2 separate regions of the Mus musculus genome follow, and region 2 is linked to region 1. Evidence: chromatin contacts called from ENCODE Hi-C or POLR2A ChIA-PET data. All regions are on one chromosome and are shown on one strand. Each heading gives the region's core, a stretch centred on a gene start or an enhancer-like site at or near the end of the contact. The rest is flanking DNA. Distances are from core to core; before and after follow the strand shown.

What was found. Hi-C counts contacts between places; a loop is a spot of excess contacts on that map. ChIA-PET counts read pairs that join two places held with the same protein, here RNA polymerase II (POLR2A).
Region 2: POLR2A ChIA-PET joins it to region 1 with 99 read pairs in Patski. The contact joins the promoter of Id3 here to the promoter of Rpl11 in region 1. A Hi-C loop is called at or near these places in 8 of 37 maps with a recorded cell type or tissue (ES-E14, gastrocnemius and mouse trophoblast stem cell). POLR2A ChIA-PET finds 5 or more read pairs at or near these places in 5 of 5 experiments (Patski and embryonic stem cell).

The regions. Positions count from the first base shown.
Region 1 is chr4:136,052,029-136,054,867 of GRCm38, reverse strand. Rpl11 (ribosomal protein L11) reads left to right here and starts at 1,475. Exons shown (of 6, transcript NM_025919.3): 1 at 1,475-1,520; 2 at 2,151-2,301. The coding sequence starts at 1,515.
Region 2 is chr4:136,142,402-136,145,240 of GRCm38, reverse strand. It overlaps Id3 (inhibitor of DNA binding 3), which reads right to left and starts at 1,419. Exons shown (of 3, transcript NM_008321.2): 1 at 1,063-1,419; 2 at 865-947; 3 at 1-361. The coding sequence starts at 1,362. The coding sequence ends at 888.

The DNA.
Region 1 (2,839 bases), core at 226-2,725:
TGCCCATGCATTCATGTTAGAGAAACTGACTGACTCAAGGAAGGCCAGCATCTGCCTGGGATGTGGATCTTGGTGGTCCTCATCCTTGAGTTCAGCTTCTGAGGATTCAATGTAACCCTGGAAGGGGGCGTGTCCTATAGTCTGTAACTGATGATCTCTTCTCAGAAGCATCTGTAAGCCATTGTCAGATCTCTCTCTCTCTCTCTCTCTCTCTCTCTCTCTCTCTCTCACCTCTGATGTCCTTTTTCTTTTTAGCTACCATGTCTAATACTTCTTTTGGAAGGTGGGTGTTGCTTGGATGTTGTAGGCTTGACTTAATTATAAAAGTAACAACTTACATACTTCACTGAATTACACAGTAACCCATGACACAGAAGTAGCTGTTTTACACAAGGGGAAAACAGACAGAAGTAATTTTAATTAGTAACTAGCTAGTTGGATCAAACCCACACCTGCCTGTATTCACAGCTCAGGACTCTTATTTTCAAAATTTACTTTTTATTTATTAGTTTATCTGTATTTAAGTTTTTCCTGCACATATGTCCTTGTAAGTGTGTGCCTGGGGTCCTCAGAAGGAAGACAAGGGCATCAGACTGGAACAGCTGATTTAAGCCACTACTCTGATTTGTATACTTGTTAACATAGTTACAAAGTAAAGGGTCTAGAATCTGTATGGTTTCTTTTTATCTTCGCACTTATTTTATGTATGAGTACTCTATCTGCATGTACACCTGCATACCAGAAGAGGGCATCAGATCCCATTACAGATGTCTGTGAGCTACCATGTGGTTGTTGATAATTGAACTCAGGACCTTGGGAAGAGCTGTCAAGTGCTCTTAACTACTGCGCTGTCTCTCCAGCCTCAGCTGATTTTTTTGTTTTTGTTTTTGTTTTTGTTTTTCGAGACAGGGTTTCTCAGTCTAACCTTGGCTGTCCTGGAACTCACTCTGTAGACCAGAATTCAGAAATCCACCTGCCTCTGCCTCCCAAGTGCTGGGATTGAAGGCGTGCGCCACCACTGCCTGGCGTCTCAGCTTATTTATTTATAAAAATTATTTTATTTATATGGGTGTTTTGCCTGTATGCACACATGGCCTGATGCCTGTAGATGCCAGAAGAGGGATCTGTCTCCCTGGAACTGGAGGCACAACCAGTTTTGAAATACCGTGTTCATGCCGGGAATTTTGTTCTTAACTGTAAAGCCTTCTCTCTAGCCCTTTGCTCAACTGATTTAATGGACTTTGGGCAGTGACATCACTCAAGAACCACCAGGTTCTGAGACTGTTCTTGGAGTCATGGACTCAAGAACATACCAGCATCGGACAACCCACGACCTAGTCTTTTGCCCAAGATGACTGCAGTTTCGAGGACAGTCCACTAGAGGTGGCAGCGCCACGACAGCTATGCCTCTCTTTCCCCCTCTCCCCTCGTTTGTCTGCCTAGAAGAAAAGCCCGCCTCCTGACCCATAAGGCCACGGGGCCGGAAGTCTCCCTCTCTCTTCCTGTTCTCCACCATGGCGGTGAGTAGGCGAGAGTTGGCTTTGCCTCGCTTTCATCCGTCTCCATCCGCAGTCGGCGGAGCCCAGGGCGGCTGTCTCGCGGGTGGCCGGAGGAGGACGGAGCCCGCGAGGCTGTTGGCATTAAGCCCGGCGGGACTGGGCGGCCGTGGGGCACCCCCGCCGCATCGCCGCCCATCCTAAGAATGGGGCTCAGGTCTGCAGCCCCGAGGGCCCAGACGCAGTGTCTGGGGGCTGCCGGAAGTGCGAGCGCGACGTGCGGAGGTCCACGGCGGGGCCAAGGGGACACTTGCAGCTTGTGTGGTGCTGGGGAGTTTCTGCGAGTCCTACTCGCAGGACCCGTGCTAGCTTGGGAAGGGGGACGGCATGGCGCAGAGGCCGGTACTTCCTGTAGTTTTGATTAGGGTTACATTGTATACTTTCTACGATCTCTAGTGTCTGTTCCCTACTCGTGGATCCGCTTGGGATTCAGGCTCTCTCTCTGTGTTCGTTCTCTTCCAAACGCGGAGACCTTGGTGGTCCCGAGGGCTTAGGCGGGATCCGGGACGATAGAAGTCAGAGCGGAGAAGACCTTGGCTGTTTCTCGTCTCTGACGGGGCGGGAGGGTGTTGATGGCTGTGTCCCTCTTCGCAGCAAGATCAAGGGGAAAAGGAGAACCCCATGCGGGAACTGCGCATCCGCAAGCTCTGCCTCAATATCTGCGTCGGGGAGAGCGGAGACAGACTGACCCGGGCAGCCAAGGTGTTGGAGCAGCTCACAGGCCAGACCCCGGTGTTCTCCAAAGGTGAGTGGCGGTGGGCTGACCAGAGAGGAGTGGATCTGGAAAGCTTGCTTCATCTGACCGGAGCACGGGTGCAAATGGACTTATAACGTGAGCTGTCGTGGGCCTGGTTGACAGCTAAGAACAGGGTTAATACCGTACACTGTTGGCATGAGGTCCTATCCATGCTTTTATTTGTATTTGTGTGTGTGTGCATGGGTACTCTGTTTGCATGCATGCCCACATGACAGAAGAGGGAATCAGATCCCGTTTCTGTTGGTTGTGAACAACCGTGTAGGTCCTCAGAACCTGTTAAACCTCTGAGCCATCTTTCCAACACCCCCCCACCAGTGCTTCTTAACTTCTGGCTCTGCCTCAACTCACTTAAAATGAATTGTGATTCCCTTGTTTGGCCACATGACAGGAGTTACCTTGCTAGAAACATGGAGTCTGTTGCTAGTGTGGTTGTGGGTGGTCTGTGATTGGGTTTGGATACTGTTTCTTAGGACCACAGTCAGCATTTTGAAAACACTGGCTTTTGTCAGTTTTAGTCTCCCAATTA
Region 2 (2,839 bases), core at 170-2,669, 90 kb before region 1:
TTCTCCAAGGAAACCAGAAGAACAGCTCTTATGCTGCCTTGGCAGAGTGCGCAGGGCAGCCACTCGCATCCCCCCACACCCTCTCGACACCCCATTCTCGGAAAAGCCAGTCTTTTAGACTTGAGTCAGGGTGGGGACAGAGTGACGTTGCCCAGCTGCTGACCAGCGTGTGCTAGCTCTTCAGGCCACCCAAGTTCAGTCCTTCTCTCGGGCTCCAGGTCCAGCCTCGAGGCGTTGAGTTCAGGGTAAGTGAAGAGGGCTGGGTTAAGATCGAAGCTCATCCATGCCCTCAGGCTTCCGGCTGGAGAGAGGGTCCCAGAGTCCCAGGGTCCCAAGCGGAACGGGCGCCAGCACCTGCGTTCTGGGCGGGGGAGGAGAGAAGAGCGAGGGAGCCGTCAGTTTCCGCCGAGCGCGCCCAGGCGGAGGATGCCGCAGACTGGCCGGCGCCAGGGAGGAAACTCGGTCTCTACCTCCAGCTGATAACTCCGCTCCCCACACTGCCTCCACCCAGTTGGCGCCAAAGGACCACAGGCGGAGTCACCACTCCCCCTCCCGCTTAGAAATAACACTAGTGGAAAGGGGGGAGGGCTTCCTTTACTCCAAGGCTCATTTGGTGCGACCCGCGCGCCCACTTGCCCTGGGCTCTGGCCACCCGGGATGAGAAGGGACAGCGTGTCTAAGGAATGCACGTGATATTGACATAGGTTCTGTCGTTTATTCTAACTGATTATAGATAAGGCTTTTGCCTTTCAGTGGCTTGGCTTTTTCCCTAAACCGACTGAACCCTAAGCCTTACAATGTTCTGTCAAAGGCAGGATTTCCCATGCAAGCCTCCCTCCTCGCCCGCGCCAGGAGAAAGCTTACCGGGAGGTGCCAGGACGACCGGGTCAGTGGCAAAAGCTCCTCTTGTCCTTGGAGATCACAAGTTCCGGAGTGAGCTCAGCTGTCTGTGAAAGAAGGTTAGGAGACGAGTTAGCCAAGGGACTCGGGGACGCGATAGGGAAGACCCGCAGCATCCCTGCCCGCACGCTCAGAGCAGCCTGGTCTGGCTCCCTCTCGCACCTGGATCGGGAGATGCGGACCGTCCGGGGGTCCAGGCGCCGGCTCTGCCAGGACCACCTGAAGGTCGAGGATGTAGTCTATGACACGCTGCAGGATTTCCACCTGGCTAAGCTGAGTGCCTCGCGGGACTCCCGGCACCAGTTCCCGCAGGCGCGAGTAGCAGTGGTTCATGTCGTCCAAGAGGCTAAGAGGCTCCTCGGTCGACGGGCTCTTACCGCGGCCTCGCGCAATGGCCAGGCTACGTTCCGACAGGCAGCACACCGCCTCGTAGCAGCCGCGCACCGGGCTCAGCGCCTTCATGTTGGAGAGTAGAGATAGAGAGGGAGGAAAAGAGACACCTAAAGCAGCAAACAGTGCGCGCACGCCTGCAGCGGCCGACTCTTATAGAGTCCTCTCTAGGACACACCCCCTTATTCAAAACAGACCGCCAAGGGTCCACCCCCGCCCGCCCTGGGCACCGCCTCCCCGGTCCTGGGCGTTCACAGTGGGTTTAAATTGCTAACAGGCTTCCTTAGGCTGGTCTGACGCCGAGGACAGCGGAGCCTCGGATGCGAGGAATGAGGAAGCGCTGATACCGAGGAGAGGCGGGGCTCTTGAGCCAGCACAGATTTGAAAAAAAAAAAAAAATCACTTAAAACCATTAACTTTTAAGAATATGCCTTTTCTGGAGGCGCCCAAGTTCTCTGAGGTCCCCTCCCCCCAATACTGGTTCGAACCCACAGCTCTGAGGTCATAAATCCCTTGAACAACTAAAGATCTCTCTCTCCTCTCTCTCTCAAGAATTTTCAAGGGAAACTTGTAAGGAATTAGTGCCGCCTTGTTCCCCAATTTGCTGCTCGTCTGACCTCCAGACTCACTGGCGTCAGGAATTATCTTGTGACCAGAGGGGGAAAAAATTAATTGCGGTGAAGCTGAGGTTACAATGAAGAAAACAGATTTGGGCTAGGCGCTGAGATTGCAGAAGAAGGAGGGAAAGGGAGGTCTAAGCAGAGAACACTATTTATTTGAGCACCAGGGGAAAGAGGATAAGAGCAGTCTGGACCCAGTCCTTTTCCACGGAGAAAGAAAAAGCATGGACCGTTTCCACCGAGAACTCCTTTAGGAACTAAATGTATGCCCGGTTGTGCTTTGGAAGTGAATTTGATTAGGATTTTGGACAAGGTTTCAAATATGGGGGTGCTTGCTGCATAAACCCTTTTAGAAGGTCCCCTCCACGGGCATACATAGAACCAAATGGGTCAGCTGTCTAGCGTTTGCTTCCTCGTTCTGCACAGCCTCCCTCCCTTTGCACACTTTGCACACTCTGTAGAAAACAATAACAATTTCATCGCCGCGTTGTCTGTCCCTTTCTGTTGTGGAAGGGCAGCCACCTGGACATGATTATTCCTCGTCCTGCTGAAGTAGCCCCAGCCACCCATCTGAGAGAGCAGGAGAGCAGCCAGCAGGCAGGCAATCCCATATTGCAAAAGGACAGTGCACTCTATTCTTTGCCTGGCTCTGCTTCCCAGACCCCGAAGCCTCAGCAGTTCCAAAATTCTGGTTTCCATCTTGGGAGAGAACAGGTGGGGTTTTGCAGCCACGAGATTGCTTTCTTAATCAATCAGCCTGGTAAATATTTATGGAGTTGCTTCACATGAAACAGAGGCTCCTGCTCTCAAGAATCTCACAATGTCTGGGGACAAGATTAACACAGGAAACAATTAAGTGTTCAGTAGTGTGTGGCACTGATCAACAGGACAATGGGACCTCTGAGCTGGGACAGTTCCAATAATTGGAA